2 separate regions of the Homo sapiens genome follow, and region 1 is linked to region 2. A link is a loop called in an ENCODE intact Hi-C map of the cell type or tissue named here. Cell type or tissue: PC-3. All regions are shown on one strand. Links, peaks and the distances in the headings refer to the core of each region. The heading gives the core; the rest is flanking DNA.

The links. Hi-C counts contacts between places; a loop is a spot of excess contacts. Peaks named below come from ENCODE experiments on the same cell type or tissue, not always from the same donor. Only the 100,000 strongest peaks of a DNase experiment are listed, where the experiment ranks them.
Region 1: it touches region 2 in a loop (24-fold over the local background); 1 of 110 quality-filtered maps calls a loop at or near these places.

The regions. Positions count from the first base shown.
Region 1 is chrX:111,908,746-111,924,922 of GRCh38, reverse strand. It overlaps TRPC5 (transient receptor potential cation channel subfamily C member 5), which reads left to right. Exons shown (of 11, transcript NM_012471.3): 3 at 12,111-12,632. Among named protein-coding and RNA genes, the nearest start is that of TRPC5OS, 41 kb to the right of the region's middle. RefSeq lists an enhancer at 11,877-12,376. In PC-3, for the core only: no CTCF peak of the experiment used is centred there; a DNase peak (open chromatin) is centred at 10,342; H3K27ac peaks cover 1,246 bases.
Region 2 is chrX:111,979,640-111,995,816 of GRCh38, reverse strand. The region is part of intron 1 of TRPC5 (transient receptor potential cation channel subfamily C member 5); the gene reads left to right. Among named protein-coding and RNA genes, the nearest start is that of TRPC5, 95 kb to the left of the region's middle. In PC-3, for the core only: no CTCF peak of the experiment used is centred there; no DNase peak of the experiment used is centred there.

The sequences.
Region 1 (16,177 bases), core at 8,882-11,381, 74 kb after region 2:
GAAAGATAGTAAAGGACCCTTTAATGTTTATTTCCTGAAAAGATCAAGGATAGCCACAGGAAGAGGAATTAACTCCTGCTGCTCTGGAGGACTATGCTTACATTTAGGGCAACTGCCAACAGGTCAGCAACAGTATTCTACCTCTGGAGACCAGCGTCAGCTGCCTGGCCTGCCTCAGGTGTGGATAACTGAGAGAAAGAATGTGAGACTCAATAATTGTTTAATGAATGTGACAAAATCTCTTCTTTCAACCCTTATCCTCCAATTGTATCATGTAACCTTACAGTCAGATGGCTACATATGAACAAAGCAACCAAACAAACAGCATTTGACAGGTATACGGAGCATGGAATGAAAATCATGGTGGGGAAAGGGAATGCTTTTGATGTTATGTAACATGAATTTTGCTTCTAGATTTCTGATCTGGTTTCCTTTTTACCTCTTTTTTTTTTTTAAAGGCCTCTCCTTACCGTGAGGCTACTTTCAGGCCTTTTTCTTTATTCAGGCGCAGCCCACACTGCTTTTGTGAGTGAAGGTCAGAACTGCCCTTTTGTAACTTTTCTTTTGCACTCTTAGACCCAACTGAGTTCATTTTTGTCACCCAAGGTCTCAACTCCTCTTCTTTATTCATTCTGATTTTGTTTTGCTGGCAAATGTGCTCTTATCAATATCAGTACCCATTAGAAAAAATATAAAATAAGAAGTGTTTATTTATATTGAGTCCTATAATATACTTACTAGTAATCTGGTTACCCTGGCCCTCCAATGATACTGTCTCTATATCTGGGTTCTCAGCCCTGTCCAGAAACCTTTATCATGATATCCAATCTCACACTAGTCATGTGATAAGCAGTGATGTGGAAAACTCTAAATCAGCTTGTCACCATCCTCTTTCCAGGACAGCAATCTACAAGAGAAATTTAATTTAAAAATCACACATTGATTTATACAAAGTGAACCAAGAACTATTATGGCTGTCCTAGAAAGCTATTTGTATCAAGCTCCACAGTAGGGCCACCTACAAAGCTAACTGGACACCCTGGTAGAGTACGGCTTCCTTCCTCTGTGCAATGCTAGGGACGCGTTGATTAGACCTTTGCTTCTTACATTTTTCCCATCTCAATAATAACCCACATCTGCTGATTGACTCATTTTTTGATTCATCACATCATTTTCACAATTTCCTGGAAAACGTCAGATCTCAACTGCATGCAAAATGCCTTCAGGGAGGGCTGTCTCTCCAAAGGCCGGCCACTCTGTATTCCCTTCCTACCTTGGAGCCTTTTACCTTTTTTGGTTTTTTGTTTGTTTGTTTGTTTCTAATATCCATCCCAGGGTGGACCTTACTTTTGGAATCAGTGGTTCCCATCACTCATTAGAACCCATATTTTATGAAGAAAATATATGGAATGCTTCATTAAACTGTGACAAAAATGCCTTTCCAGGTTTTATCAAACTAAAACTCACAAATTACAAACTTTCATAACCTATGGAATTAGTCATGAATTTTTTTTCTCATAGATTTAGCTCCTATCTTTTGAAAACTTCAGGGCCTCTATGTGATGAAAACTCAAGAATAGTTTTGTGGGCTGCCAAACGTTAAACAATGTTATGTAATGTTTGTCTGGTTTAAGGTAGAACATTAGGTTAATTAACATCCAACAAAACCTGCAATATGTACTTAAGATATGTCTGTATATTCAGTGTTGTGATGTGATTTTAACATTTGTTTATTGATATAATAAATCAAATTGTTGGCCTTTTGCTGGTTAGGGGTGGAGCTGTATAGTGGTTAACAGTACGGGAGGCTTTGGTACCAAACTGCCTGGGGTCAAGCTCTGGGCTCTCTACGTCCTAGCTATGTGACCTGGGCCAAGACACTTAGCTTCTCTATGACTGAGTTCCTCAGATATAAAATGGGAGTAATTATTATGCCTATAGCATAGAGCTATAGTGAGGACTAAATAAAATACTCCAGCATTGTGCTTGTGCCTGGCATATGGAAAGTGCTCAACCTCCAGTAGCCATTAGTATTACTTTTATCCCTGCTGCTTAGGCTAATCCTGGCTATTGTTTTATATATATAATTGATCTGTATGTATCAATATTGACATTTTTAAAGGCCAGTGGGTTCTGTGACATTATCCCCAAGTAAATGTTGTCCATTTCAGTCTTCCAATCTAAATTATATACACCTTGGCCTTGAAAGCTGAGATCATCCAGCAAATCCTAACTCTGATGCTTCTGTTTTTACCAGATTCTGAGAAACAGATACTTTTCCATCTCATGCCAATGGTTGCTCCAAAGTAACACATACATCACCACTACTAGCTAACTAACCTGATAGATAGGCAGAGCAGGAAGCTGGTAATGTGAACTGATTAGATGCTGGTGTTTTTCACTTCTGAGTAATACAGAGAAATGAAATTTCATTTCCACACGTTCCTTGGACTGCTGAACACTGATTTTATCTGGCATGTTAGGATGGAGGGAGGAGAACACAGAAGGTGAAAAAAGAGGGATTACAATTTCACTAAATCCAGGCATAAGACAGGAGGTTCATTTTCAACATGATGCTATCAGACCAGCTGTGTGAGGAAGTGCCAGTTGGAGAGGTTGGGTCTGTGAGCAGACAACATTGTGTGTATGAATGAGGCGGCTCCTGATAAGGGTCTGGCCATTAATTACAAATGGGGGATTTAATTTCAGAAGCCTGTGATAAACTCCACCAAGGGTAACGATAGGGTTCAGAAAAACTCCAATTAGCAGATTGTGTCCAGTGATGAGGTTAATGGAAATGAATGTATCATTTGAGCCCTTGGTGAATAACCTTGTAAAAGCTTTAGCCATTTCTGACAGTGGGGAAAAAGGAGTATGATCTATCCTCTAGGCTGTCCTCTGGCAATAGAATTTAGCTGAAAATACAGAGAAGCTGACTGTAGCTCAATCTATTCGCTGCATTGCAAGTGTTTTATGTGATGAGCTCTGAGCTGAGTGGCTCTGTCCTATGCTCATTCATCCAGAAGGATCCTTGAACAGGATCCTAGCTTTTCTACAAGGAATCCTTGGACAGATCCAGTAGCAAACTCATTATGGCCTGAATGAAAAGTCCCAGGGAAAGGCAAGACAGTGTAACTTCTTTAGTGGCCATGTCCTTAGCCCACATCATTGCAAATTTTAAAATTCAATCGAGTTGGTTGATGTACCAGGTTTCTTTAGAAGTACAGTTATAGATAATATAAGCCAAATCTAAATTCTTGGCCTATTGATTTCCTTCCCTCTTCCTCACCTCCCCCTATCTTTATTTTTCCTTTTAAAAAACATGATTTTAAACAGAAAGTCCAAGATCTTTCAGTATGATTTTGGAGTTTAAAGAGAAGGCGAAATTTGATAATAAATAATCAAATTGAATTTTTCACCTGACCTCAATCTGAACACAAAATGGCTGTTAAAAGATAATTTCAAAAAAAAAAAATGTTAAATCGTAATCTTCATACAAATTTAAAGTAAACATGACAAAGATTTTATTCAACTCATTAATTAATGAGGGAACCAGTAGGTAGGCCAAGAGTCTGCAAACTATGGCCTTCAGTCCAAATCTGGCCTGTCAACTGTTTTTATAAATAAAATTTATTGGAGCACAGCCATACCCATTCACTTACACTTATGGCTGCTTTCATTTTACAATGAAAATGAAAGTTTCATTTCATTGTAATGAAACGACATTGTAATGTAATTTGTTGTATGGTCCACAGAGTATCAATTACTGTCTGGCTTTTTACAGAAGAAGTTTGCTCTCCCATGATACAGGCTATTGGAAACATAGAAATAAACTCACAAATGGATACAAAGTAGTCTATATCCACAAGGCAATAATCAATTATATTCCACCCAATAAGAAATAGTTGCATTACAATTTATAGAGTTTTAAATTAAGTCAAAGAGAATCAAAGGCATGGATAATCCAGAAAATATACTAGACAGGACCTCTAGTTTATGTTTTTTCATGATCCAAAGTCTTTCACAATTTTTCTTAATAGCTACTAGGAGAAACCTTATGTACAGAGCCACCAGTAGTAGCAGAATCCACTCTATCTGAAAGTGGAGTAGGAATCAAGCTGTACAGTGGATTGTGAGGCCTGAGAAAGACCTTCACCAAACTTAAGTCCCTACCAGCCTAGTCCTCCTTGAAATTCTCATTTTTTTTGGCTAATGCCAAGGTGTTCTTTCTAGGTGCCACCAGTTAAAATGTAAATACCCCCCGCTCAGGACAGCTCCAGATATTGTTATCAATATTAGTAACTTGTATGGATTTTTTTTTTCAAAGAATAGCAGACCAGTCACCTAAAGGGACCCAGAAGTCCAGGGACCTGGATGGGAAACTGATACAATTTAGTAAACCTAACCTAAAATATAAGAACAATCCATAAAAGGCAGTACTGATTAAGCCTGCACAGGAGGCTTGCAAGACAGCACTGGGTTAACTTGTATTAAGTTAGGTAGAACATTAAAAAGTACACAAAATAGAATTGAAGGGGGGTGCTCTTACGGTTTCCATATGTCACAGTTTTGCCCAGGTGAAGACTAAACCATTACTGTGCTGGGGAGTTTGCTTTTGATTAAGATACATTTTTTTTGTTGTTTTGTTGAGACAGAGTCTCGCTCTGTCACCCAGGCTGGAGTGTAGTGGTGCGATCTTCACTCACTGCAACCTCCATCTCCCGGGTTCAAGTGATTCTCCTGCCTCAGCCTCCCGAGTAGATGGGATTACAGGTGCGCACCACCATGTCCAGCTAATTTTTGTATTTTTAGTAGAGATGGGGTTTCACCATGTTGGCCAGGCTGGTCTCGAACTCCTGACCTCAAGTGATCTGCCCACCTAGGCCTCCCAAAGTGCTGGGACTACAGGCCTGAGCCACAGCACCTGGCCACTTTTGTAATACATTTGTTGTTATAATGATAGGAACCATGTTTGTTGAGAACCTAGTATGTTCTAAAACAAACTTATCAAACCTGCGACCTGCAGGCCACATGTGGCCCAAGACAGCTTTGAATGTGGCCCAACACAAATTCATAAACTTTCTTAAAACATTATGAGATTTTTTTGGGTGATTTTTTTGTAGCTCATCAGTTATCATTAGTGTTAGTGTATTTTATGTGTGGCCCAAGGCAATTCTTCTTCTTTCAATGTGGGCCAGGGAAGCCAAAAGATTGGACAACTCTGTTCTAAACCCTATGTAGAAAATACACACACAATCTCATTTAATCCTTATAATTTTGCCCAGCTGCTGTCATTTTCCCATTGTATAGGCAAGGGAATTGAGATACAAAAAGGCTAGTAAATGACAAAGCCAAGCAAGATATTCTTAAATTGCACTGTGAAAGTGTGTCTGGAATTCATTCCTTCTGGTGAGTTCATGGTCTCACTGACTTCAATAATGGAGCCGTGGAGCTTTGCGTTGAGTGTTACAGCTCTAAAAGATGGCACAGACCTAAAGAGTGAGCAGCAGCATAATTTATTGTGAAGAAGTGAAAGAACAAAGCTTCCACAGCATGGAAGGGGACCCGAGCGGGTTGCCGCTGCTGGCTGGGGTGGCCAGCTTTTATTCCCTTATTTGTCCCCACCTATGTCCTGCTGATTGGTCCATTTTACAGACTGCTGATTGGTCCATTTTACAAACCTCTAGCTAGCTACAGAGTTCCGATTGGTGCATTTTTACAGAGCACTGATTGGTGGATTTTACAAACCTCTTATAAGATAGAAAAGTTCTCCAAGTCCCCACTAGACCCAGGAAGTACAGCTGGCTTCACCTCTCAGAAGCCCTCCTCAAAATAGTGTGGACACAGTCACTCCTCTTTCCATCTCCTGATCATCTGCTGATTTAGTCGCTATCCAAAGTACTCTGATTATCTTGGCCCCTAGATCACAGCTGTCCTCTTCAGCCCAATACGTGTCATCACTCTGGACAACTTCAGCACCCACCCATGTGGACAATGCAGCCAGCATCCTGACCCATCAGCTCCTTGACCTCCCCACTCCACTGACCTCCACATTCACTCTACTTCAGCCCACTGTGCCCATGACCAACCCACAGCTGGTCACCATTCAGCACTGCTCCACTGTGGACATCATATCTACTAGCACCCTACTCTCTGTCCACAGTCTCCCATCCTCCCAGTTTGCCTACTCTGTCTTTTCACTTCAAAGAGACCTCAAGTCCCTCAATGTCTCCATTTCCTCCCAGACTTTTAGCCCTTACCTATCTGATCTGGTCTTCAAGTGCAATCACCTGAACTACTTCATCCTCAACTTCTTCTCACGTCTGGCAAAACCACAATCCTGAATCTATCCAAAACCTGAATTTTCCATCCCCACATCTGGACTGTCAAAGCTGCTAGAGAGAAAAAAAAAAGCCACATTCTTCTGTGCATCACTGCCATTATAAATTTACAGCTGCTAATTTACCCAAGACTTCAGGACTGCTAGGCCATCCTTTTACTTTCCTTTGTCTTCCTCTTTCTTTCCCCTTAGCAAATCTTCCATACATTGAACTCTCCCCACACACCCTGCCAACTTCTCCTCCCTCACTCAAAGCATCTGATCTCACCTCCCATTTCAATGAGAAAACTGCATTTTTAGATGGGAAATACTTCAGCTTCCAGCCCTCTTCAATAACAAACTACTAACACCTCCATTCAACTCACCTTTTTTCCTCCAGTCTCTGAGGATAAGGCATCCTTATTCCAGACTAAGATCAACCTCCACCTCACCCCAACCTTTGCTCTGGACCTCATCTCTCCTCATCTCTTCAGGCACCCTGATCTACCCACAAGCCCCCTCTTTCCCTTGTCTACAGCCTCTTCCCTCCTCCCCGGGTCCTCCCCCAATCTAATCAAGGTGCTCAAGATGCAGCCTCATCTCTTCACAGCCACATTTCATTAAAGAGGCTTGGGATATTAGGCCAGAAACTCAGACAAGGGTGAAGCCTTGTTTTAAAAGCTAGGGCACAGGTGCAGAAGAAGCTGCAATTCAGAAACTAACAGAACAAGAATGTCCCATTGCAAAAGCCTCAACAGTAGGAATTTGGAATGATGGAACCTGAGGCAGGCCTCCTGAGTGCTTCTTATTTCAGGCCTTGGTTGCCCTGGAAACTGGGGCTGGACAGAGTCCTTGGAGTAGATAGGTGGAGCCACTTGTGAGGAAACAAGGGCAGGCAGAGGCTGATCCTGTCCACTCTTGGTTTCAACTACTATTGCTGGCTGAAGGCTCTCACATCTATATTTTCAGCCCTGACTTCTCCTTCAAGATTCATGCTGGAGTTATACAATTTCCTGCTGCTTTCCCAGTAGGGACTTCAAAGTTAACAAGCACAAAACTGAACTTTTAAAAACCTTAAACCTGCTCCTGTATGCACTATCTCAATTAGTGACACTACTGTTCAACCAGGCATTGGAATATGGAGACTCAATACCCTTGATTTCTTCTCCCTGCCTTCCCTGACACATCCAATGAATGCCTTAAATTTGTTATTTTTTATCTATCTCTAGAATCACTATCTAATTTAAGATCCTTGCATCTATTCACCTGAACTGATGATATCTTTTAATTAGTCTTATTCTGAAACACATGGTGGTGTGCTTGGAGCTGGCTTGCACCAGCTGGCGAGAGCGGGTTATCTGCTCCTCTTCCCAACTCCATGTTCCAGGATGTCATATTGGTAGCATGAAACTGGCCACAGTGGGAGTATTTACACCACAAAAACTGGCAAACACACAAAACAGGATATTTTTTCCTCCCCTGTGGAGAGCTGGTTGTTAAACATTTATGAGCATGATTACCACTGCCCATTTCCCACACTGTGGCCAAGCTAATCAACTATGCCACTCTCCTGATTAAAACCCTCAGTGGTTCCCCGTGGTCAACAGATAACATATAAATTCCTTAGCATGGCATATGAGGCCTTTTATCATTTGGCCCTTGCCTAAATATCCAATTTCTTCTCCCATCTCTTTTTAGTCTCACAACTTATGTGCTAGCACGAAGGTCACAAACTGGTTCACTGGAGCCAAATTTGTTTCACATATGTATTTTGCTTGGCCTGCACACTGTCTTTAAAATTTTTGAGCCAACGTTTATAACTTTAAGAGCTTCTACCCCCAAATCCATGTTTCCGGCTTCTTTTCAAAAATTTATAACACTGCTCCTCACTTGTGTTTATGACAATTTACAGGAGCTGAGTAGTAGCTGCCCCCTTTGAGAGGGTCTCTGCAGTTTACCAGTTTCTATCATTCACTCGCCCAAATTATGCGTATACACCTACACCTGGTCCTGATTTCTGTTACCTGTTTGGCCTGCATTTTAGATAGATTATTATCAGAATCTTCTAACCCTCATTATAGAACTTTCTCTTCCTTTACTTTGGCTGTCCTGATGATAGTCCGTGGTCTCTGCACAGCCTGGGAAGGAATAAAAACAGCAAGATGATGAAGGAGGACAAAGCAGAAGGGGTAGAAGGAATAAAAAGAAACCCGTAGTCTATGGATCAGTCCCCACTTTGAAGCAATAGAATTGTGAAAAATACAGGCAGAAATGTCCCAAGTTTGTGAGACCTCGTAGTAGTTCCCTGCAGAGCTAATCATCTAACCCTTCTTGGAGTCTTGGGATGTCTGCCTTCTCAGCTGGACATGGGAAGGAGAGGTCCAAGGAAATTAGCTCATATTGACCCAAATTGTGGGAGTCAGGTTTATAAACAATAGAGTCAATTTCTCTTTTCTTTTCTTTACTTTTTTATTGGAGACAGGGTATCACTCTGTTGCCCAGGCTGGATGGAGTGCAGTGGCATGATCACAGCTCACTGCAGCCTCGACCTCCCAGGCTCAAGCAATCCTCCCATCTTAACCTCCCTACTAGCTGGGACTACAGGTGCTTGCCATCACACCTAGCTAATATAATGTTTTTGTTTGTTTGTTTGTTTGTTTTTTAGAGACAGAGTCTCACTATGTTGCCCAGGCTGGTCTTGAACTCCTGGGCTCAGATGATCCTCTCACCTCAGCCTCCCAAAGTGTTGGGATTACAGGCATGAGCCACCACGCCTGGCCCAAGAGAGTCAATTCCTTAATGTGAAAACAGGAAATTTAATTTATTTTTGCTGAGTGCCTGCTGTGTGTCTAGCACTGTGCTAGATGCCATAGGGGAAACAAGAGCAGACCAGGACAACTCTGCCTTCAAAGAGCTCATAACCTTATCAAGGAGGCAAAAAGTACGTGTGTGAAGTAATTTGAGAATAATGTAAGACAGCATCAGAAAAGTGATTTTCTTGCATGTAACCTTGTGCCCACAGTATTTGAGCGGGCAGCAAGAGATAAGCTCAAAGTTAAGAGGAGGAGCTATTGAAGAAGCCAGAACTTGCAATGGCCCCTGAGTGGCAGAGAAATGGGGCGAGAGACCATTCCACACAGGGGATCCACAAGGATATACACACAGAAAGCAACCTGTGAGTGACAACACTGATAGGAGGAGAAAAAGCAGTCTGGGCGGGAGGGCAAGGTTGGTCACTGTAGACCAGTTTTCTTTTTAAAAGGTTTCCTCTCTGGTGTTAGGTACTCAGGAAGCCGAATGGAGAATAATAAAGTTCCTTGTTAGACAATATAATCGAGTAGTTTCAGAAAGCATTTCATATTCTAGGCATAGACAACAACAACCTTTTGGCTCTATCATACAAGTGGGGCTAAACACTATTCACGGGTACTGCTGTGTGTATTGGACAGGACTGGCAGCACTGCCTTAGAAGAAAAGAAAGGAAAAGAGTAAGAAAAGTAGAAAGAATAAGGAAGTGGCGGGGAGAGAGAGAGAGAGAGAGAAAGAGAGCGAGGAAAGAGGAATAGCATGGTAGGAAGCAGACCCATACCCATAATCGAACCCAGGGAATCCTGTGCTACAGGTTAGCCTCTCTTCCCTTCTGCTCAACACTTTTAGACCCTGACAGAGATGAGGAATGCCTCTGCCTGGAGAAAGGGCAGATTTCTCATCTGAGCTCGCTTCTTCCTGGGCAGACTGTGACAAATTTCTCACTTCCCCATCTCTCCCAACTCTAGGCTTTATGCTGATAGTGTTTATGTTCATTTCCAGACCCACTCAGACCTACTTCTTCCTTAGCCTGTAAGCTTATGTTAATTTCTGAGATTACTCTTTCCTGTGTCCAATTTACTTTATGAGCCAGTTGCTCACTTCCTGCTGTCTTGTTTGTAGCTGCTCCCTCTAAATGTTTAACAGTGTTTACTCGCTGCTCCATCCTAGCCATTAATGACCATTATGCAGTCATCTTTCAACTATTCAGAGGCTGATGCAAGCACTCAGTGAAGGAAACAGGTTTCTTGCAAACTCCTCCTCCTCCACCTTTCTCCTACTGTATGTTTTCTGGCCACTTCCCTGTTTGAGAATCCTGCGTGCAAGGTGGGAGGGAGGCAATGATGTTGAAAAACAGTTAACTCATCCCTTTGTCAGTTCGCCAGTAACTGTGGGTTGTTGTTTTATTTTTTAAAGGAGTTTTGAGAGTAAAAAGAACCTATTGATTAAAACACGATTTGTCTCTCTGCTTACATTTACAGAGATAAAAAAATCTAAAACAAAACAAAAATCCCATGATTTGTCTATTCGATGAGACTCCCAATTATCCATGGTCTGTCCTACCCAGTTAAAATGAACATTTGGAACTTTTTTTTCCTAAAGTGTAATAAAAATCAATATTTCCCAATTTTCTGGAATCCTAGACATGTTTTGAATACTCGGCTCCACCTCTTAAAGCCTCTGTTGCCTCTGTTGACTATTCCAGCCCTCCCCTTCTCTAGCTCTAGATCCTACCACACTTAAACTCTTCTGTGAGTCTAGCAAGCTGCCTCAGTTTCCCTACTGGACTGAGAAAAGACTGGGTCCCAAAAGAGACTTTTTTTTTTTTTTTTTTTTGAGACTGAGTCTTGCTCTGTTGCCCAGGCTGGAGTGCAGTGGCGTGATCTCGGCTCACTGCCAGCTCTGCCTCCTGGGTTCATGCCATTCTCCTGCCTCAGGCTCCCACGTAGCTGGGACTACAGGCGCCCGCCACCATGCCCGGCTAATTTTTTGTATTTTTAGTAGAGACGGGGTTTCACCGTGTTAGCCAGGATGGTCTCTATCTCTTGACCTCATGATCCGCTCGCCTCGGCCTCCCAAAGTGCTGGGATTACAGGCGTGAGCCACTGTGCCTGGCAAGAGACATTTTAAAGTCGAAAGATTTTTTAATTCATTGATCAGGTTCTGCACACTCACCCGGAAGTGCTCCTGAATACCCAAAGAAGCCCCCATCTTTCACCTATAGCTGCTATTTACACTAAACATTACATCATGGACATAGCAGTTTTATCAATGGTACTGTTGCTATCAGTATCCCCTCCCCAAGCCGAGAAGTCTTCATTTTCAGAGTACTTCTTCCTGACCCTAACGAATCATCTTTACCTTCCTGGGACCTACAGGAAGTTGGACGAACCCTGTCTGGCCTTGGGCTTTGGTCCCCTGAAGTTATATATATAGTCTCTACTGCTCATTTGGAACTGAGCAGATAATACTATGTACTGTTACCAGTTTTATGAAAGTTTGCTCTACCCAAGTAATTCTCCAGGAGGTCAGGAAAAATGTCCTTTACTTCTCTGTATTCTCCAGTATGTCTCAGACAGAAATGGGCATGTTGTCATTGCATAATTGACAATTTGACTCTAGAGCTTGGCTCTAGAGTCTTGCTTGGGTTTGAATCCTGGCTCTGCTGACTAAAAACTTTGTAACCTTAGGTGTGTTCTTTAATCTCCCTCTGTCTCAGCTTCTTCATATGGGAAGAATATTTACCTCACAAGGTTGTTGTGGAGATTAAATGAGTAAAGACATGTAATGTGCTTAGAATAGTGCCTGGCACACAATAAGCATCCCACAAACATTAGCTATAAGGAAGGAGGTTTAGGAGGTCAAAAGAATTGAAACAAGAATGGAGACTCTAATTCCTGAATCGCCAGCATTTTATAGGCCCTATGCTTCTCTCTCCAAACTTTAATCCTGCCCTTCTATTCTTCTCATTTCTTGTACCTAGGTCCCCACTCTGATGATGGACACGCAGTTCTCTGAATTCACACCGGACATCACTCCCATCATGCTGGCTGCCCACACCAACAACTACGAAATCATCAAATTGCTTGTCCAAAAACGGGTCACTATCCCACGGCCCCACCAGATCCGCTGCAACTGTGTGGAGTGTGTGTCTAGTTCAGAGGTAGACAGCCTGCGCCACTCTCGCTCCCGACTGAACATCTATAAGGCTCTGGCAAGCCCCTCACTCATTGCCTTATCAAGTGAGGACCCCATCCTAACTGCCTTCCGTCTGGGCTGGGAGCTCAAGGAGCTCAGCAAGGTGGAGAATGAGTTCAAGGCCGAGTATGAGGAGCTCTCTCAGCAGTGCAAGCTCTTTGCCAAAGACCTGCTGGACCAAGCTCGGAGCTCCAGGGAACTGGAGATCATCCTCAACCATCGAGATGACCACAGTGAAGAGCTTGACCCTCAGAAGTACCATGACCTGGCCAAGTTGAAGGTGGCAATCAAATACCACCAGAAAGAGGTAAGCTGAGCTCATGTCTGCTTTCAGGGAAGCTTAAAGCCTCCAAAGTCTGGAGCAGCAGAGCAAGAATCAGCATTTTTCTACCATTTAGCCCCCTAACAAACAAATGGTTGGGCAGGCCTCACAGCTAGGCCCATTTATCCGAGGCACAGACAACCTTTTTGTATTTTCTTTATGGCCAGATAAGTAACCATCTGATTCTTTGGTGGAAAAGCATTCATGCATTTAACAAATGCTTACTGAGCACTGTTCGGAGTGTTTGCGATACAGAAGACAGACACCGACCCTGCTTTCATGGAGCTTACAAGCTGGTGGTGGATATAGAGTAAATGATCACTTTAATGAATACATAATTACCTACTAAGATATGTACTCTGAAAGAACAGTGCTCTGTGAGAGCACATAACAAAGGATCCTATCCTATATACTGGGGACATAGTGGGCAGTGATTACAGGAGGGTCGCTGCCTGGATGCTGGTAATTGTTGGCACAACTGAATCCCTGGCAGCCCCTTAGCGAGAAGGCTAAAAAACACATTTGAAAGATGAAGTCATACTCAAGGTTTGTAGGTCAATGAAAGGCTGAAGCAGGATCTGCTATGGTATGACCTCCAAAATGTTAGGTTCCACGTCTTTGAGGGAGGTCAGTTCAAGCAGGTCACAGGTGAGGCTTTGATTTCCAGTTAGGGAAGATTTACAATCAAACAGGTGTAGTTCTATGCCAACTTATCAGACAGTTTGGGAGAGCCTCCTAACAAGGCTAACTTAGCCCTTTAAGGAAGCAGCATGATACCACGGAAAAAGCAGGGACTATGGAGCCAGAGCAACTGAGGATAGAATTTTAACCCACTAGCTGTATGACCTAAAGAAACTCACTCCTATTTTCAGGGCATTAGTTTTCTCATTTATAAAATAGAGATGAAAATAGTTTCTTCACTTCATAGGGGATTGTGGGAAATAAGAAAAGCTAACATTCAGTGCATGGCACCAGAAGTGCTTTGATGTCCATTTCCATCTCTTTTCCATGCTACCTGGAGTCAAAGCAGCTGAGGGGTGCCTGCCAGCTGAAGGGCAACTGGCAGTGCCATTCCTTCATGGATCAGGCTCTGAGGCAAACGTCATTGTGTGTTTATCTGGTCCCTTTTTCTCAGGCAAAAATAAAACTACCACGCCTTAGAAATGAGGCAAAAAACAAATACCAGGGCAACCTGGAATGGGATAAAAAATGAAAAAGAGCAACATGGAGATCGAAAGGGCTATACTGGAGGAAGTGGTAAATGGTTAGGCCCACCCATGAGTCCCCTTATTTTATTTTTGCCATTTACCTGCTTTAAGTTATTTCAATAAGCCTGGTGTTGTGCTCACCTCCCTGGAGAAGTGTAAAGATAAAATAAAATAGGTAATATACTTACGCACAGCGAAATACCGAGCATACAGTAGCAGTCAATAACTATTAGCTGGGCGGGGTGTGGTGGCTCACGCCTGTAATCCCAGCACTTTGGGAGGCCAAGGCTGGCAGATCATCTGAGGTCAAGAGTTCGAGACCAGCCTGGCCAACATGGTGAAACCCAGTCTCTACTAAAAATACAAAAATTAGCTGGGCGTGGTGGCAGGTGCATGTAATCCCAGCTACTCCAGAGGCTGAGACACGAGAATCGCTTGAACCTGGGAGGCAGAGGTTGCAATAAGTCGAGATCATGCCATGGCACTCCAGCCTGGGCGATAGAGTGAGACTGTGTATCAAAAAAAAATTTACTATTAGCGGCTATAATTATTCATTTTTATTTTTACACATGGAGGACTCGTGGTATATGGTCTAATTCTGTGCAGTAAAATGGCAGGTAATAGATATAGTAAAGGCCCATCCTTCTCTTATCCCTCCCTCTCTCCCACAGCCCTGCTGTTGATGTGAAGTATCAGTTATCGTGTTAAGCAGTCTGCCGTATCTACACTTTGATATATGTATATATTTCCATTAAAGATGTATATTATTGTTTCAGTGTTTTTTCACTTTACATAAATTGTTATAATACTGTGAGAAAAAAAATCACAGATATTTGTAGAACATGAATTGCTTCCAAGTGACAGAATGGTTAATGGGAATAAAATAGTTTTTAAAAAATAGATAATTGCAGAATACAACTAAAGTTTACAGTCCTCACCCCACTGAATATGAGATCAACTTTACAATTTTAGGCCCCCCGTTCTCTTTAAAATTGAGAATGCATTTATTTGCAAACAATTTCACTGCAATATTTCATCAATTTTTGTGTTGGTAGGTCACCTTCTGTTGTATGGCTTGACTCCACTTGCTCATATGATCTTCATTTGCCAGTTTTAGTTACCGTTGCATTTGACAACCAATGTGATGACTTTCTCACTCTCATGGGGATCTGCTTGTCATATGATCACTTTTGGATTCTACATTAACTGCCCTCCAATCCTCATTAACCTTCTCATTATTTTTTCCTCTTTCTTTTAGTCCTTTTGCTGTCCAGAAATTTTGTCCCTTGTGTTCTTTATTCCATAATTTCTTATCATTGTTTTTACACAATATCTTTATGCTACTATATTTTCGTATCTTTCTCAACTCTCATCCCACTAATCTGAATGTGCCACAGGGTTTTATTTCTTCTTGTTCTCTTGATTAAGCATCAGAGATTCCAACATTGTTTCCAGGGTCCATTCCTGTGTACATTGAAGTGGACTTTTTATTGTGGTAAGATATACCTAATATAAAATTTCACATTTTAACCACCTGTAAGTTTACAGTTCAGTGGAATTAAGTACATTCACATCGTGCATCCATCGTCACTAGGATGCATTTTTGAAGATGCACAAGTTTTGGAGTGTCTATTTTACTTTCAATAGTGAACTTATCTAAGCATAGTTTCATATTTCACAAGGACACACTTAAAAAATTAATTAATTAATTTATTTATTTATTTATTTATTTATTTTTGAGACGGAGGCTCTCTCTGTCACCCAGGCTGGAGTGCCGTGGCACAATCTCAGCTTACTGCAACCTCCGACTCCTGGGTTCAATCGATTCTCCTGCCTCAGCCTCCATAGTAGTTGGGACTACAGGCGTGCACCACCACACCCAGAAAATTTTTGGTTTTTTTTTTTTTTTTTTTTTAATTAATTTATTTATTTATTTATTTATTTTTAGTAGAGACGGGGTTTCGCCATGCTGGCCAGGCCGGTCTTGAACTCCTGACCTCAAGTGATCTGCCTACCTGGGCCCCTCAAAGTGCTGGGATTACAGGCGTAAGCCACCACACCCAGCCTATTTTTATTATTTTTGGAGACAAGGTCTCACTATGTTGCCTAGGCTGGTTTCAAACTCCTGGCCTCAAACTCCTGGCCTCAGGTGATCTTCCCATCTCAGCCTCCCAAAGCACTGGGATTACAGATGTGAGCCACCATGCCCAGCCAGCTAAATTATGTTTAATCCATAACACTGGCAAAGTAGCACCTCTTAACTATTCAATATTATGGATATTCAGCAGTAATTTCAAAAGTAAGTAATCAAAGTAATTTCAA
Region 2 (16,177 bases), core at 5,964-8,463:
ACCCATCCCACAGAAATACAAACTACCATCAGAGAATACTATAAAATATATATAAAATACCTCTATGCAAATAAACTAGAAAATCTAGAAGAAATGGATAATTTCCTGGACACATACAGGTTCCCAGAACTAAACTAGGAAGAAGTTGAATCTCTGAATAGACCAATAACAGGTTCTGAAATTGAGGCAATAATTCATAGCCTACCAAACCAAAAAAAGTCCAGGACCAGATGGATTCACAGCCGAATTCTACCAGAGGTACAAAGAGGAGCTGGTACCATTCCTTCTGAAACTATTCCAATCAATAGAAAAAGAGGGTATCCTCCCTAACTCGTTTTATGAGGCCAGCATCATCCTGATACCAAAGCCTGGCAGAGACACACAAAAAAAGAGAATTTTAGACCAATATACCTGATGAACATCGATGTGAAAATCCGCAATAAAATACTGGCAAACCGAATCCAGCAGCATATCAAAAAGCTTATCTACCAAAATCAAGTTGGCTTCATCCCTAGGATGCAAGGGTGGTTCAACATACGCAAATCAATAAACATAATCCATCACATCTTCAGAACCAATGACTAAAACCACATGATTATCTCAGTAGATGCAGAAAAGGCCTTTGACAAAATTCAAGAGCCATTCGTACTAAAAACTCTCAATAAACTGGGTATTGATGGAATGTATCTCAAAATAATAAGAGCTATTTATGACAAACTCACAGCCAATATCATACAGAATGGGCAGAAACTAGAAGTATTCCCTTTGAAAACTGGCACAAGACAAGGATGCCCTCTCTCACCACTCTTATTCAACATAGTGTTGGAAGTTCTGGCCAGGGCAATCAGGCAAGAGAAAGAAATAAAGGGTATTCAATTAGGAAATAAAGGGTATTCAATTAGCAATCAGGCAAGAGAAAGAAATAAAGGGTATTCAGTTAGGAAATGAGGAAGTCAAATCATCCCTGTTTGGAGATGACATGATTGTATATTTAGAAAACCCCATCGTCTCAGCCCAAAATCTCCTTAAGCTGATAAGCAACTTCAGCAAAGTCTCAGGATACAAAATCAGTGTGCAAAATTTACAAGCATTCCTGTACACCATTAACAGACAAACAGATAGCCAAATCGTGAGTGAACTCCCATTCACAATGGCTAAAAAGAGAATAAAATACCTAGGAATCCAACATACAAGGGATGTGAAGGACCTCTTCAAGGAGAACTACAAACCACTGCTCAAGGAAATAAAAGAGGACACAAACAAATGGAAGAATATTCCATGCTCATGGATAGGAAGAATCAGTATCATGAAAATGGCCATACTGCCCAAAGTAATTTATAGATTCAATGCCATCCCCATCAAGCTACCAATGACTTTCTTCACAGAATTGGAAAAAACTACTTTAAACTTCATATGGAACCAAAAAAGAGCCCGCATTGCCAAGACAATCCTAAGCCAAAAGAACAAAGCTGGAGGCATCACACTACCTGACTTCAAACTATACTACAAGGCTACGGTATCCAAAACAGCATGGTAATGGTACCAAAACAGATATATAGACAAACGGAACAGAACAGAGGCCTCAGAAATAATACTACACATCTACAACCATCTGATCTTTGACAAACCTGACAAAAACAAGAAATGGGGAAAGGATTCCCTATTTAATAAATGGTGCTGGGAAAACTGACTAGCCATATGTAGAAAGCTGAAACTGGATCCCTTACTTACACTTTATACAAAAATTAATTCAAGATGGATTAAAGGTTTAAATGTTAGTCCTAAAACCATAAAAACCCTAGAAGAAAACCTAGGCAATACCATTCAGGACATAGGCATGGGCAAGGACTTCATGACTAAAACACCAAAAGCAATGGCAACAAAAGCCAAAATAGACAAATGAGATCTAATTAAACTAAAGAGCTTCTGCACAGCAAAAGAAACTACCATCAGAGTGAACAGGCACGGCACAGAATGGGAGAAAAATTTTGCCATCTACCCATCTGACAAAGGGCTAATAGCCAGAATCTACAAAGAACTCAAACAAATTTACCAGAAAAAAACAAACAACCCCATCAAAAAGTGGGCAAAGGATACAAACAGACACTTTTCAAAAGAAGACATCTATGCAGCCAACAGACACATGAAAAAATGCTCATCATCACTGGTCACCAGAGAAATGCAAATCAAAACCGCAATGAGATACAATCTCACACCAGTTAGAATGGCAATCATTAAAAAGTCAGGAAACCACAGATGCTGGAGAGGATGTGGAGAAATAGGAATGCTTTTACACTGTTGGTGGGAGTGTAAATTGGTTCAACCATTGTGGAAGACAGTGTGGCGATTCCTTAAGGATCTATAACTAGAAATACCATTTGATCCAGTGATCCCATTACTGGGTATATATCCAAAGGATTATAAATCATGCTACTATAAAGACACATGCACACATATGTTTATTGTGGCACTATTCACAATAGCAAAGACTGGGAACCAACCCAAATGTCCATCAGTGATAGACTGGATTAAGAAAATGTGGCACATATACACCATGGAATACTATGCAGCCGTAAAGAAGGATGAGTTCATGTCCTTTGCAGGGACATGGATGAAGCTGGAAACCATCATTCTCAGCAAACTATCACAAGGACAGAAAACCAAACACCGCATTTTCTCACTCATAGGCAGGAACTGAACAATGAGATCACTTGGACACAGGGCATGGAACATCACACGCCGGGGCCTGTCAGGGGGTGGGGGGCTGGGGGAGGGATAGCATTAGGAGAAATACCTAATGTAAATGATGAGTTGATGGGTACAGCAAACCAACATGGCACATGTATACCTATGTATCAAACCTGCACGTTGTGCACATGTACCCTAGAACTTAAAGTATAATAAATAATAATAATAATAATTTTAAAGGCTGGGCACACACCTGTAATCCCAGCACTTTGGCCAAGGTGATGAATCACTTGAGGTCAGGAGTTTGAGACAAGCCTGGCCAACACAGTGAAACCCTGTCTCTACTAAAAATACAAAAATCAGCTTAGTGTGGTGGCAGGTGCCTGTAATCCCAGCTACTCACGAGGCTGAGGCAGGAGAATTGCCTGAGCCCGGGAGTCAGAAGTTACAGTGAGCTGAGATCGTGCCACTGCACTCTAGCCTGGGCAACAGAGCCAGACTCAGTCTCAAAATAATAATAATAATAATAATAATAATAATGTTTTAAAAAACAATTCCCATATTTCAGATGGGAGAATAAGATTTAAAGAGGATAAAAACCTCAAAGAAATTCAGCTAGTAAGTGACAGCCATAGGTCTGTCTAACTCCACAGTCAGTTATCTTAGCCACTGGGGTTAAGGTAGAAATTATGCCATATGATAATTTTTCTCAATGAGTAAATGCAATTTTAAAAAATGTATATCTTCAAATGCTTAAAGCTGCTTTCTTGAGATATAATTGAAATGCAGTAAAAATATTTAAAGTGTGCAACTTGATATGTTTTGACATATGTATGCACCTGTGAAACCATCACCACAATCAAGATAAATAGAAATATCCATCACCTTCAAAAGTTTCCATGCTTTTGTAAGCCCTCCTTCCCACCATTTTCTAGTCTTACCCTGTGCCCAAGCACAAATTATTTTTTTGAATGTGCAAGGTAGTAACTTGGGAAAGTCTCTACTTGCCAAAGGATCATACTGGCTCTATCCCTCATATACTGGATTCATTTGATTAATGTCACAGTTAGCTGATCTGTGACTTGTGATTCTCAGTGCTGAACCCTAAATTGAGTCTGACATCCAAGCTAAGTACAGTAATAAGAGTGATGATAAATTCTCTCTGAGTTAGAAAGCTAATCTAAGAAGCCAGCTGGGCTGATTGATTTCTTCTTTTCAGAAACAAAAGATGTAGATTATTTATTAGATAGCCTGAAACCCTAGGGATCTTTTTGGGCTCCTGTGTATTAGGAAAAATGGGCTTGGTATTTATAAGCTTTTGAAAAAATCTCTATATTGCCCAGTAGAGAGATTTCCAGGCTATGACAAAGGTAGCATATCCAGTCAGCAGCTAAATTCATTTTTTTAAAAAAACCTATCAAATTATTTATTTGATGAATAGACCTAGGTGTGATAGATTGCTGCCAGGTTTTTAGAAAATGATGTGCAGGAGCCCTAAAGGGCTTTTCTTTATCAAATTGATTCATCTATCTACTTTGCTCATTTGCTCATGGTGTCCTCCACCCAAACGTTAACCTAACATTTTCACTCTAAGTGGGAGAAAAAAATGGTGGTGAAGGATTGTATGAACATCTGAGCCTTGATGGACCATTGCCTTTGGCCACTGTCCCCCATTCGTCTAAATCTCAGCCCTGTTTATGAAATAGGATGATAGAGAAAGAAGGTTAACATTATCTAAATGATGAGAGATTAATCTGTATGGTTCAGCTAATAAGTCATAAGAGTACAGGGAAAAGAGCAGTCACTGTGTACTGAGGTGGTCAGGGAAGGCTTCTTGAAGGAGGGGCTAGATGTAGGCCCAGAGGAAAATGGGAAAGAATTCCAAATGCATCTAGCCACTGGCATGACCACTGTGGTACCGGCAGGAATGAGTATAACAAATGCAATTGGTATAGAGGGGAAAGGGAGCATCTCCAGGACTGAAGGTCTCTAACAGCCCTGCATTGCTGACCTAGAAGAGATAGAGACACAAGGAAGGAAAGAGGAAAGAGACAGACAACTGGTGGGAGTAAAAGAGTAGTTTCTGATCAATTTTTCTGTCTCTTTTACCTCATTCAGTGGCAATCGGATGTCTGGGTCTTTTAATTTCAGACAAGCCCTTGCCTACCCATCAAAGATAAAGCAGTTCTGCTTAGAGCAGTTTCTACTAGCAGCAGCAGTTAGCATAAAAGAAAAGTAAGTCGCACGAGGAATTTCTGCAGAGAAAACATTTTTCCTTGATTTTTCTGTCAAAAGATGGAAGTATGCCATGGTGGGAAATATCTGAGACAATTCGATCTCTCTGTAGTAGGCCATCTGGTAACCAAGCACTTCTGATCCTCCACTGATGCCCAGACATAGCTCATGCAGGATCCCAGAAAGCAATCATTCATTTAAGAGAGCTGAAGAGAACATCTTTGCTTGTTTTCATAGACACACGGGGTTGAAATAAAGGTGGTCTGCTCTGATCTCCCAAGAAAAAAATTTACCCAAAGTGGGCTCCTGGAGATTGTCTTCTTTATCTCCCTGTCTTGGGGCCATTTTAACGTGATCTATTTATCCCAGAGAAGTGTGCATCTCCATCTCAAGAGAATTTTGAGATACTGTTGCAACCTTTCACTACTGAATTTCTCCTTGTATCTTAAAGCCATAGAATTATTATTATTATTTTTGAGATGGAGTCTCACTCTGTCATCCAGGCTGGAGTGCAGTGGTGTGATCTCGGCTCACTGCAACCTCTGCCTCCTGGGTTCAAGTGATTAACCTGCCTCAGCCTCCCATGTATCTGGGATTACAGGTGCCCACCACCATGCCTGGCTAATTTTTGTATTTTTAATAGAGACAGTGTTTCACCTTGTTGGTCAGGCTGGTCTCGAACTCCTGACCTCAAGCAATCTACCCACCTTGGCATCCCAAAGTGCTGGGATTAGAGGCATGAGCCACTACACCCGGCTGCAAAGCCACAGAATTTTAGATTTCAAAGGAACCTTGGAGACTACTTAGTCTAACTGTCCCTTTTAAAGAAAAATAGAATGTTCTTGATTTTAGAAAACTAGATAAAAATATTTTTAATTCGGAATAGAACACTACAGATAAAGCTGGCAACTTTCTCCCAATCCAAGAAACCTTCTTGTGCCTTCATTTTCCCCCCAAAGGTAAAAAGTGTTATTGGTTTCTGAATTTTCTTACAGAACATTTTGATACTTCTACATATGTGAAAATATGTAGTATTATTTTTGTGTGTTTTAATTTGTTTCAAAGATATCATACAGTATGCATCTTGCTTTCTTCATTCATCGTTTTGAGATCTAGATCATTCCTTTTAACTGCAGTTCAGTATTCCACTGTGTGAAAGCATCACATTTTCTTTATCCAATTCTCTCTTGATTCATATTTACAAATCTGCTTTATGGAGAGAGAACTGCATAGAGAAGTTGCAGGATTGCCTCAAGATAAGCTTTGGTACAACTAAAACTAGAATCTACATCTAAGATGAGAGGCAGATGAATAGATGAATTTCTCAAAAGTTATCTTGAATGAGTTAGGCTCATTCATGAAAGTCTTAATTGGTCCAATATGAAGTTGAAACCTTGGCTTTAAGAGTGTGAAAATTCTGAACATTCTTACTTCCTAGAGTGGGCGAGCCAAAAAACTCATAACCCATGGTCTTATGTGCTAAAGATCTTCAGGGGTCACTCCTGAGAAAGAAAATAGCTGTGACAGAGTTACATTTGTGAATAAGGGAAAGCATGCTGGAACACTGTACACTCTAAGAAGCATCATGCCTCAGCCCAAAATATTTCCTCTAACTTTGCTCATGGGGTCTGAAAAGCCTTTCTTTCCAACTTACAGCTTTGAATCTTGAAGGTTTTTCATCTGTAAATTCCCTGAGAATTAAATTGATATTGGCCATTAACAGACACTTGATAGCTTGGTTTACTAGGTTGCTTGCTAGAACAAAGTCATTATGGAAAATGGGTATAGGATATGCATCCAGGTACATCGTCAGGATGAGGCAAAGGGAACAAGAAAGGAAGAAAATGAACATTTATTGATTACCTGCTATGTGCCAAGCAACGTTCTAGGAACTTTATACATATATTTGCACAATGGGATTAGTAATGCTACTTTCCATATTAGGAAACAAGAGTTCAGGGAGATTAAATAACTTGCCCAAAGTTTATTTGTTCATTCATTTCCTCAATAAAATTTTTTCCAGCTACTTTTGCTCTATGCCGGAATCTGTGCTCAGTGAGGAAATATTTTGGTGAATATGAGACAACAAGTTTTGTCTTCATGGAATTAAAATCAAAGAAAATATGTACCATGAGCAAGCCAAGATAAGCATGGTAAAGGACATTGGACAGTAGGCAAATCATATGCACCTTGAGGTCTCATTTATTTAGCGAATATATATTGAATACTTACTACATTCAGGCAATGAGCCTGACCCTTTAGGGGAATATAAAAATGAATAAGATGCTCCATACTCCTAAGAATGCTTAGGGTATAACATGTTCACTCAATATTTGAATACCAGCCTAAAATCTTTACGTTCAAGTTCAAGTGACAACTCATGTTTCCAAGCTATTTGTCTTGTCAGGTACAAGGGTAAATTTGTGTCAAGCAGAGGAAGAAGAAAGGAAGGGTGAAATAGGTACAAAATGACTAAATATCAGCTACCATCTCCATTAAACTGGAGTGCTCTATAAAAGATTGCAATCAATAGAGCTAGGGACAAGACAGTTTTTTTCACCAACTGACTGACAGGCATATGGCACCTAATTGATATAAGGTGTCAGCAGGTTCTTGTTCTCTGACTGTAAGTAAAATGACAAAGGGGTTGCCAGTGTGTCTAGATATGAGGTGTTTTATTTTTCCTAAGATCCAGAGCAAAGAGAAGCATCTGCTTTAGAGGTAGAAACCCTGCCTACCACCAGGATAAACTTATCAGAAGCCAAATACTTGTTCTCCATCCAGTGGTGTTCTGGTAAATGTTTAACAACCAGATCTCCAGAAAAAATATCTATTTGCTGCTTTATATTGCTATACATAAATCGTGGTGGTTAATTTTATGTGTCAACTTGACTGGGCCGTGGGATGCCCAGATATTTGGTCAAACATTATTCTATGTGTTTCCATAAGGATATTTCTGGATGACATTAACAATTGAATTGGCAGAATGAGTAAAGTAGAGTGCCCTCTCCAGTATGGGTGGCCTTCATTCAATCATTTGAAGGCCTGTATAGATCAAAATGGCTTACCCTCCCATAAGCCTCCCATGAGTAAGAGGGGGCTCCTCTTGCCTGACTATTTGAACTGCAACATCAGTCTTTTCTGGACTTCAGACTATTGTTGACGAATGGATAAGGAAATTGTGGTGTACATATACAATCGAATATTATTCAGCATTAAAAAGGGAGATCCTGTCAATTGCGACAACATGGAGAACCTAGAGGACATTATGCTAAGTGAAATAAACCAGACAGAGAAAGAAAAACACTGCATGATCTGACTTATATGTGGAATCTAAAAAAAAAAGTTGAATGAATAGAAACAGTTGTTGGGGTGTGGGGAGATGAAGGTCAAAAGGTACAAAGGTGTGGTTATATAGGATGAATAAATCTAGAGATCTAATGTGTAGCATGGGGTCTATAGTTACTATAGTTAATAATATTGTATTGTGTACTGGAAATTTGTTAAGAGAATAGGTTTTAGGTACTCTTACTACAAAAAAAATAAAGAAGAAAGAAAAAGAAAGGTAATTATATGAGATGACTGTTATGTTAATTTGCTTAAAAGTAACAATTGCCTCACTATGTATACGTATATCAAAATATCATGTTGCACAGCTTACATTATACAATAAAAAAGTCTTAATCTAAAAAGACACTAATGACTTTATTTTCAGTAGTAAAGAGAGCACTGATGGTCCATGGTGTGATCTGGCAATAGATAAAAGCAAAATATCATATTGAATACTCCTAATCAACCACTTATAAGAAACAAAGATCTGGATGATTTGTATATGATACACCCAAACATTTTTTTGCAAACCAACAAATGTAATGAGATTGTCTGGCTGCTCCTGATGTTGCTAGATACAATAGAGAAAGAAAAGAATGAGCTCAGGGATTCAAATTCCCAGGTCAAGTGCCACATAAATGATCTGAAAGCTTCTATATGTGCCCTGAAGGAGACCTTTATCTCCTGTATCCATAGGACTGAGATTGCTGAAAATCAAATCCAGAGTTTCAACCTGAAACTGGCTGAATTACAATGAAAGTTAAACTTCCAGCTTTGTAGATTGTCTACTGATAAAGTGAAGGCATTTATTGGGAAGAGATGAGGTCCTGAATTTTGGAGTGGGGATATGTGGGAAGCCCATAACGAAGCTAGGGACATAGAGCTCCTAAATTATGACACTTCTTTGCCAGTTAAGTAGGCCTCTGTACCCCCAGTGGTAGCGACTTCTCTACCCTTGTCTGAGAGGATTAACCCTGCATTGCCTGGGAAAAGTGTAACGGCCTCCCCTGAGGCAGTTGCTGTGCAGGACAATGCTGAGTCTTCTCAGAACTTACTCCCACCACTCCTTTTTGCTTCTACACTGATAAGTAGATTCAAGCCCCAGCAGGCCCCTAAAAGTGAGGTACAAACCATGAGGAGGTATACTATACTCCAGAAGAACTATTTGAGTTTTCTGTCAACAGACAGAAATCCAGGGAACATATGTGGGAATGGATATTAAGAATTTGGGATAATGGTACCTGGAACATAAAGTTGAATCAGGCCAAATTTGTCGATATGGGCTCACTAACTAGAGATTCTGCATTTAATGTTGCAGCTTATGGAGTTAGAAAATACTGTAATTGTTTGGGTGAATAGCTGAAAGAAGGACCAAAAGGCCTCCAGTGGCAAATTGAAAATGCCAGACCTACCTTAGTTTGATGTAGAGTTTAATGTAGAGGAAAGATTCAAAAGTTTAGAGATTGGGATGTTTCAGTGGATTTGTCATTTAAGGTCTTCTCATTTATCCTTGAAAGGTCCAGAAGACATATCATTCACATAAATTTGTGAGGGGAGTCTCAGCATTCTTGAAGAATTCTGTGGTTGCTCTTCTCTGTAGGCCAGACCTTACAGTGAAAACTGCAGTGACTGAATTGGGAAACCTAAATGCTATGGGAGTACCTAGATTCTGGTGTGGCAGGGGCCAAGTGCAGCACTCAACTGCCAAAGACAAGGTGGGCATGGTTACCATAAGGGACAACAGAGTCAAAGCAGCATCAGAATGATCTGACTTGTGCAGACCTATGGTATTAACTACTTAATCACGGAGTCCCTAAAAGTGAAGTAGTTAGGAAGCCTACTAAATTCTTACTTAATCTGGATGAGCAGAAAATTTCTAGGTAAAGTGAGCCAAAGTCTAACCTGAATCATAAAAACAGATAGTCAATCAATTTTCTGACTTTAGCCAGTTTACCTACCCAGAACCCCTTGAATGAAGGGGAAACCAGGTCTCCTAGAGGAAGGACCCTGATACACTGAAAAAATTTATTCTGTTAATCTTTATCCCAGCCTTCCCCAATGGGGCCTATGACCTTTTACCAAGGTAATTGTGCATTTGGGGGAAAGAAAATAATCAGATATTTGAGGGACTACAAGACACTGGCTCTGAAGTGAAAATAATTCCAAAATATCAATGTGGTCCACTAGTCACAGTAGGGGGTTATGGAGGTCAGGTGATCAAAGAAGTTTTAGCTCAGATCTGTCTCACAGTTGGTCTAGTGTGTCTTCAAACCCATCTTGTGTTTATTTTTCCAGCTCCAGAATGCATAATTGGAATAGATATACTCAACAGCTGGCAGAATTATCACAGTGGCTTCCAGACCTATAGAGTGTGAGCCATTACGGTGGAAAAGGCCAAGTGAATACCACTAGAATTGCCTCTACTTCAGAAAATAGTAAACCAAAAGTAATAGCACATTCCTGGCAAGATTGCAGAGATTAGTGCCACCATTAAGCACTTGAAAAATGGTGATGGTGATTCCCACCATATCCTCTTTCAGCTTGCCCATTTGGCCTATGCAGAAGACAGATGGATCTTCATATGACAGTGTATTACTGTAAACCTCTTGCAGCTGCTGTACTAGATATAGTGTCATTGTTTAAGCAAATTAACACATCCCTTGATATATACATAGTATAAATGTATTAGTCTGGCATATGTCTTTTTCTCCATCCCTGTACATAAGGCCCACCAGAAGCAGTTCGCTTTTATCTGGCAAGGCCAGCAATACAACTTCTTGGTCCAACTTCAGAGTATATCAACTGTTCACCCCTATGTCATAATATAGTTCAGAGGGATTTTGATCACTTTTCCCTTCCACGAGCTATCACACTAATTCATTACATTGATGATATTCTGCTGCTTGGACCCAGTGAACAAAAAGTAGCAACTATTCTAGGCTTATTGGTAAGACATTTGTGTGCCAGAGAGTGGGTAATAAATCTGACAGAAGTTCAAGGACCTTCCACCTCAGTAAAATTTCTTGGAGTCCAGTGGTGTGAAGCCTTTCAAGATATCCTTTCCAAGGTGAAGGATAAGTTGCTACATTTGGCCTTTCCTACAATGAAAGAAGCACAATGCTGAGTGGACCTCTTTAGATTTTGAAGACAACATAGTTCTCATTTGAGTGTGTTACTCCATCTTATTTACCAAGTGACCTGTAAACCTGCTAGTTTTGAGTGGGGCCCAGAATAAGATCCAGGCTGCTGTGCAAGCTTCTCTGTCGCTTGAGCTACATCACCCAGCCGAACCAATGATGCTTCAAGTGTCAGTAGCAGATACGGAGGTTGTTTGGTGCCTTTGGCAGTCCCCTAGAAGTGAATCACAGCGCAGGCCCTTAGGATTTTGCCATCCTCTGTGGTTAACTAATCCCCTTTTGAGAAACAGCTCTTAGCCCGCTACTGGGCCTTAGTAGAGACTGAATGCTTGAACATGGGACAGAAAGTTACCATGCAACCTGAGCTGCACATCATGAACTTGGTGTTTTCTGACACACCAAGCTATAAAGTTGGGGGTCACTTCATCATCAAATAAAAGTGATATATACGTGATAAGGCCTGAGCAGGTTCTGAGGACAAATGTAAGTTAAATGAAGAAGTGGCCCAAATATCCATGGTTCCCTCTCCTGCTACGCCGTCTTCTGTCTCCCAGCCTGTACCTATGGCCTTATGAGGAGTTCTCTATTATCAGTTGACACAAGAAGGGAAGACTCAGGCCTGGTTTACAGACAGTTTGACACAATATACAGGCACCACCCAAGAGTAAACAGCTGCCACATTACAGTTCATTTTAGGATGTCCCTTAAGGAGAGTGGTGAAGGAAAATCCTCTCAGTGGGCAGAATGTTGAGTAGTGTACCTAGTTGTTCACTAGCTTGAAAGGAGAAATGGCTGGACATGAGATTATATACTAATTCATGAGCTATAGCCAATGGTTTGGCTGGATGGTCAGGGACTTGAAAGGAACATGATTAGAAAATTTATGACAGGGAAATTTGGGAAAGAAATATATGGATAGACCTCTCTGAATGGGCAAAAAAGTGAAGATTTTGTTCCCCATGTAAATGCTCACCAAAGGGTTACCTCAACAGAGGAAGATTTTAATAATCAAGTGGACAGTATGATCTGTTCTGTAGATAGCAGTCAGGCTCTTTACTCAGCCACTTCCATCATCACCAATGGGTTTATGAAGAAAGTGGTCATGATGGCTGTGATGGAGGTAATCGATGGGCTCAGCAACATGGACTCCCACTCACCAAGGCGTACCTGGCTACAGTCACTGCTGAGTGCCCAATCTGATAGCAGCAGGGACCAATACCTCCTGCAAAAACTATCATTCATGGACTTACAGAATGCTTTATCCACCATCATATTATTCCACACAGCATTATTTTTGATCAAGGAACTCACTTCACAGCAAAAGAGGTATAGCAGTGAGTCCATGGTCATGGAATTCACTGGTCTTACCATATTCTTCACTATCCTAAAGCAGCTGGCTTGAAAGAACAGTGGAATGGCCTTTTCAAGACTCAGTTACAGAATCAACTTGGTAACAATACTTTTAAGGTTAGGGCAGGTTCCTCCAGAAGGGTCTATATGCTCTGAATCAGCATCCAATATATGATGCTGTGCTCCCATAGCCAAGATTCACAGTTCCAAAAATCTAGGGGTACAAATGAGAGTGGAATCGCTCATTATTACCCCTAGTAACCCACTAGCAAGATTTTTGTTTCCTGCTCCCATGACCTTATGCCTTGCTGACCTAGAGGCCTTAGTTCCAAAGGCAGGAATGCTTCTACCAGAAGACATAACAACAACTCCATTGACTTGGAAATTAAGACTGTTGCCCAGCCACTTTGGTCCCCTCAAGCATCTTAATCAGCAGGCAAAGAAGGGACTCATGGTGTTGGCTGGTGTGATTGAGCCTGAATACCAATGGAAAATTGAACTACTACTCCATAATGAAGGTAAGGAAGAATATGTCTGAAACACAGGAGATTCCTTAGAGGATCTCTTAATATTACCATGCCCTGTGATTAAGGTCAGTGAAAAACTATAACCCAATCCAGGCAGGATGCTTAATGGCCCAGAACCTTCAGGAATAAAGGTTTCAGTTATCCCACCAGATAAACAACCGTGACCAGCTGAGATGCTTGTGAAGGCAAAGGGAACACAGAATGAGTAGTGGAAGAAGGTAGTTATAAATGCTAACTGTGACCACATGGCCAGTTACAGAAATTAGAACTATAATTATCATGCGTATTTCTTCCTTATTTTATAACGAATATTATATTATTCCATTCTCACACTGCCATAAAGGACTACCTGAGACTGGGTAATTTATGACTAAAAGAGGTTTAATTGACTCACAGTTCCGCAGGCTGTACAGAAGCATGGCTGAAAGGCCTCAGGAAACTTACAATCATGGCAGAAGGTGAAGAGGAAGCAAGCATGTCTTACCATGGTGAAGCAGGAAAGAGAGAGCAAGAGCGAGGGGGGAAGTACCACACTTTAAAACCATCAGATCTTGTGATAACTCACTTACTATCATGAGAACATCATGGGAGAAATTTGCCCCCATGAACCAATCACCTCCCACCTGGTCCCTCCCCTGACATGTGGGGATTACAATTCGGCATGAGATTTGGGCTGGCACACAGAGCCAAACCATATCTAATAAGTTTGTGTTTATATATATTAAGCAACCATCTTTGTATTATTTCCTTTTTTATTCCTTTATCATGAAATATAAAATGTATTAACTTTACATCGTGGTAATTAAGTTGTGAGACATCAAGGCAAAGAGTAAACATCACTCAAGGATTTTACCTCCTCTTCTAGAAAAGGGGTTAGTGAATTTTCAGTTGTACACAGGACAGTTGCATCATGTTAGGCTGAATTATGACCTTGTTATTGTTTTTATTTGGGGATGAAGTGTGGTTTAATGAGATGTGTTTAGGTGCCAAATTGACAAATGGTGGACATGTGATGCTTAATTTTATGTCTCAACTTAACTGGGCCATAGGGCGCCAAGATATTTAGTCAGATGTTATTCTGGGTGTGTCTGTGCAGGTATTTTTGGATGAGCTTGACCTTTGAATTGGTAAACTGAGTAAAGCAGATTGCCCCTGTTATGTGTGTGGACCTCAATCCAATCAGTTGAAGGCCTAACTAGAATAAAAATGCTGACTCTCTTATGAGCAAGTGGGGACTCCTCCTGCCTGACCACTTGAGCTGGGACATCAGTCTTTTTTTTGCCTTTGAACTTGAACTGAAACATCAGCTTTTTAGGGGTCTCAAGCCTGCTGGTTTTTGAACTGGAACATGCATCATCAGCTCTCTTGGTTCTCAGGCTTTTGGAATCAGACTAGAACTACACCATCAGCTCTCCTGGGTCTCCAGCTTGCTGACTGCAGATCTTGGGATTTCTCAGCTTCCATAATTCCATGAGCCAATTATTTATAATAAATCTCTCTCATATATACATATACGGATATATACATACATACACATAGATAGTCTTCTCTGTATATACATATACATATAAATTTATGTATTAGAGTTCTCCAGACCAACAGGATGTGTGTGTGTGTGTGTGTGTATATATATATATACATATATATAATATATATATATATTAGTCACAGTCTTCAGGCTAATGGGATGTGTATCTCTGACTAATACATAGATATATTGCAGATTTTATTGATATAAATGATGTGTAGCACACAATTTAGAAATAATAATGAAATATACAATACTCTATTGTAAATTCCATATAGCCTATTGAATCTCACAAAATGCTTTCAATGACTTTTGCTGAAGCTTGTATCCTTAGCTGGGCTATGTTTGTAATTGATGAAGGAGTCAAGTTTTGATATGAACATTGGTTGATATTTTTATTTAAGTTAATGAGTGAAACTAAAATGAAAAAACAATGATGTATGTTGAAATTTTATTCATCCATCAATGACATGAATGAATTCATTGATTAATCTGAATTCAAATACTAAAAGAATATTTCCTCAATTTTTGTGCAATTTACAATTTTAATAAGGTATAGAACATATAAGAAACTGCACATAAAGTGTAAAATTTGGTGGGTTTTGACATATATCCCATTAAACTCCTGAAATCACCACAAATGAACATATCTATCACACTCAAAAGTTTCCTCCTGTCCCTTTTGTAATGCCTCTGCATCCCCATCATCCACAGGCAACCATTGATCTTTTTCTCACTATAGATTCATTTTAATTTTCAAGAATATTGTATAAATGGAATAATAATGTGTATACTCTTTTTCTCTTGCTTCATTCACTCACCATACTTATTTTGAAATTTATCAATATTGTAGCATGCATTGACAATTTATTCCATTTTACTGCTGAATAGTATTCCATTATATGAATACACCTCAATTTACTTATCCATTTACCTGTTGAAGAACAACTGGATTGTTTCCAGTTTGGGGCTATTAAAAATAAAGCCACTATGAAAATTCACGTACAATTTTTTTGTATGGACATATACATTAACTTTTCTGGGATAACTACTTAGTTATTTTTAGACTGGATCATACGGTACATGTATGCTTACTTTTAAAAGAAATTGCTAAGCTGGTTTACAAAGATGTACCATTTTTTCATTCCCTCTAGCAGTATATGAGAGTTCTAGCTCCTTCACATTCTCACCCACGCTTGGTATGGTCAGTCATTTTAATTTTAGGTTTAACTTAATAGATGCATAATGGTGTCACATTGTGGATTTAATTTGTATTTACCTAAAAACTAGTGATGCTGAGCAACTTCTCATATGCCTGTTTTCCATTTATATATCCTTTTTGGTGAAGTATCTTTTCAAATATTTTGCCCAACTTAAAAACC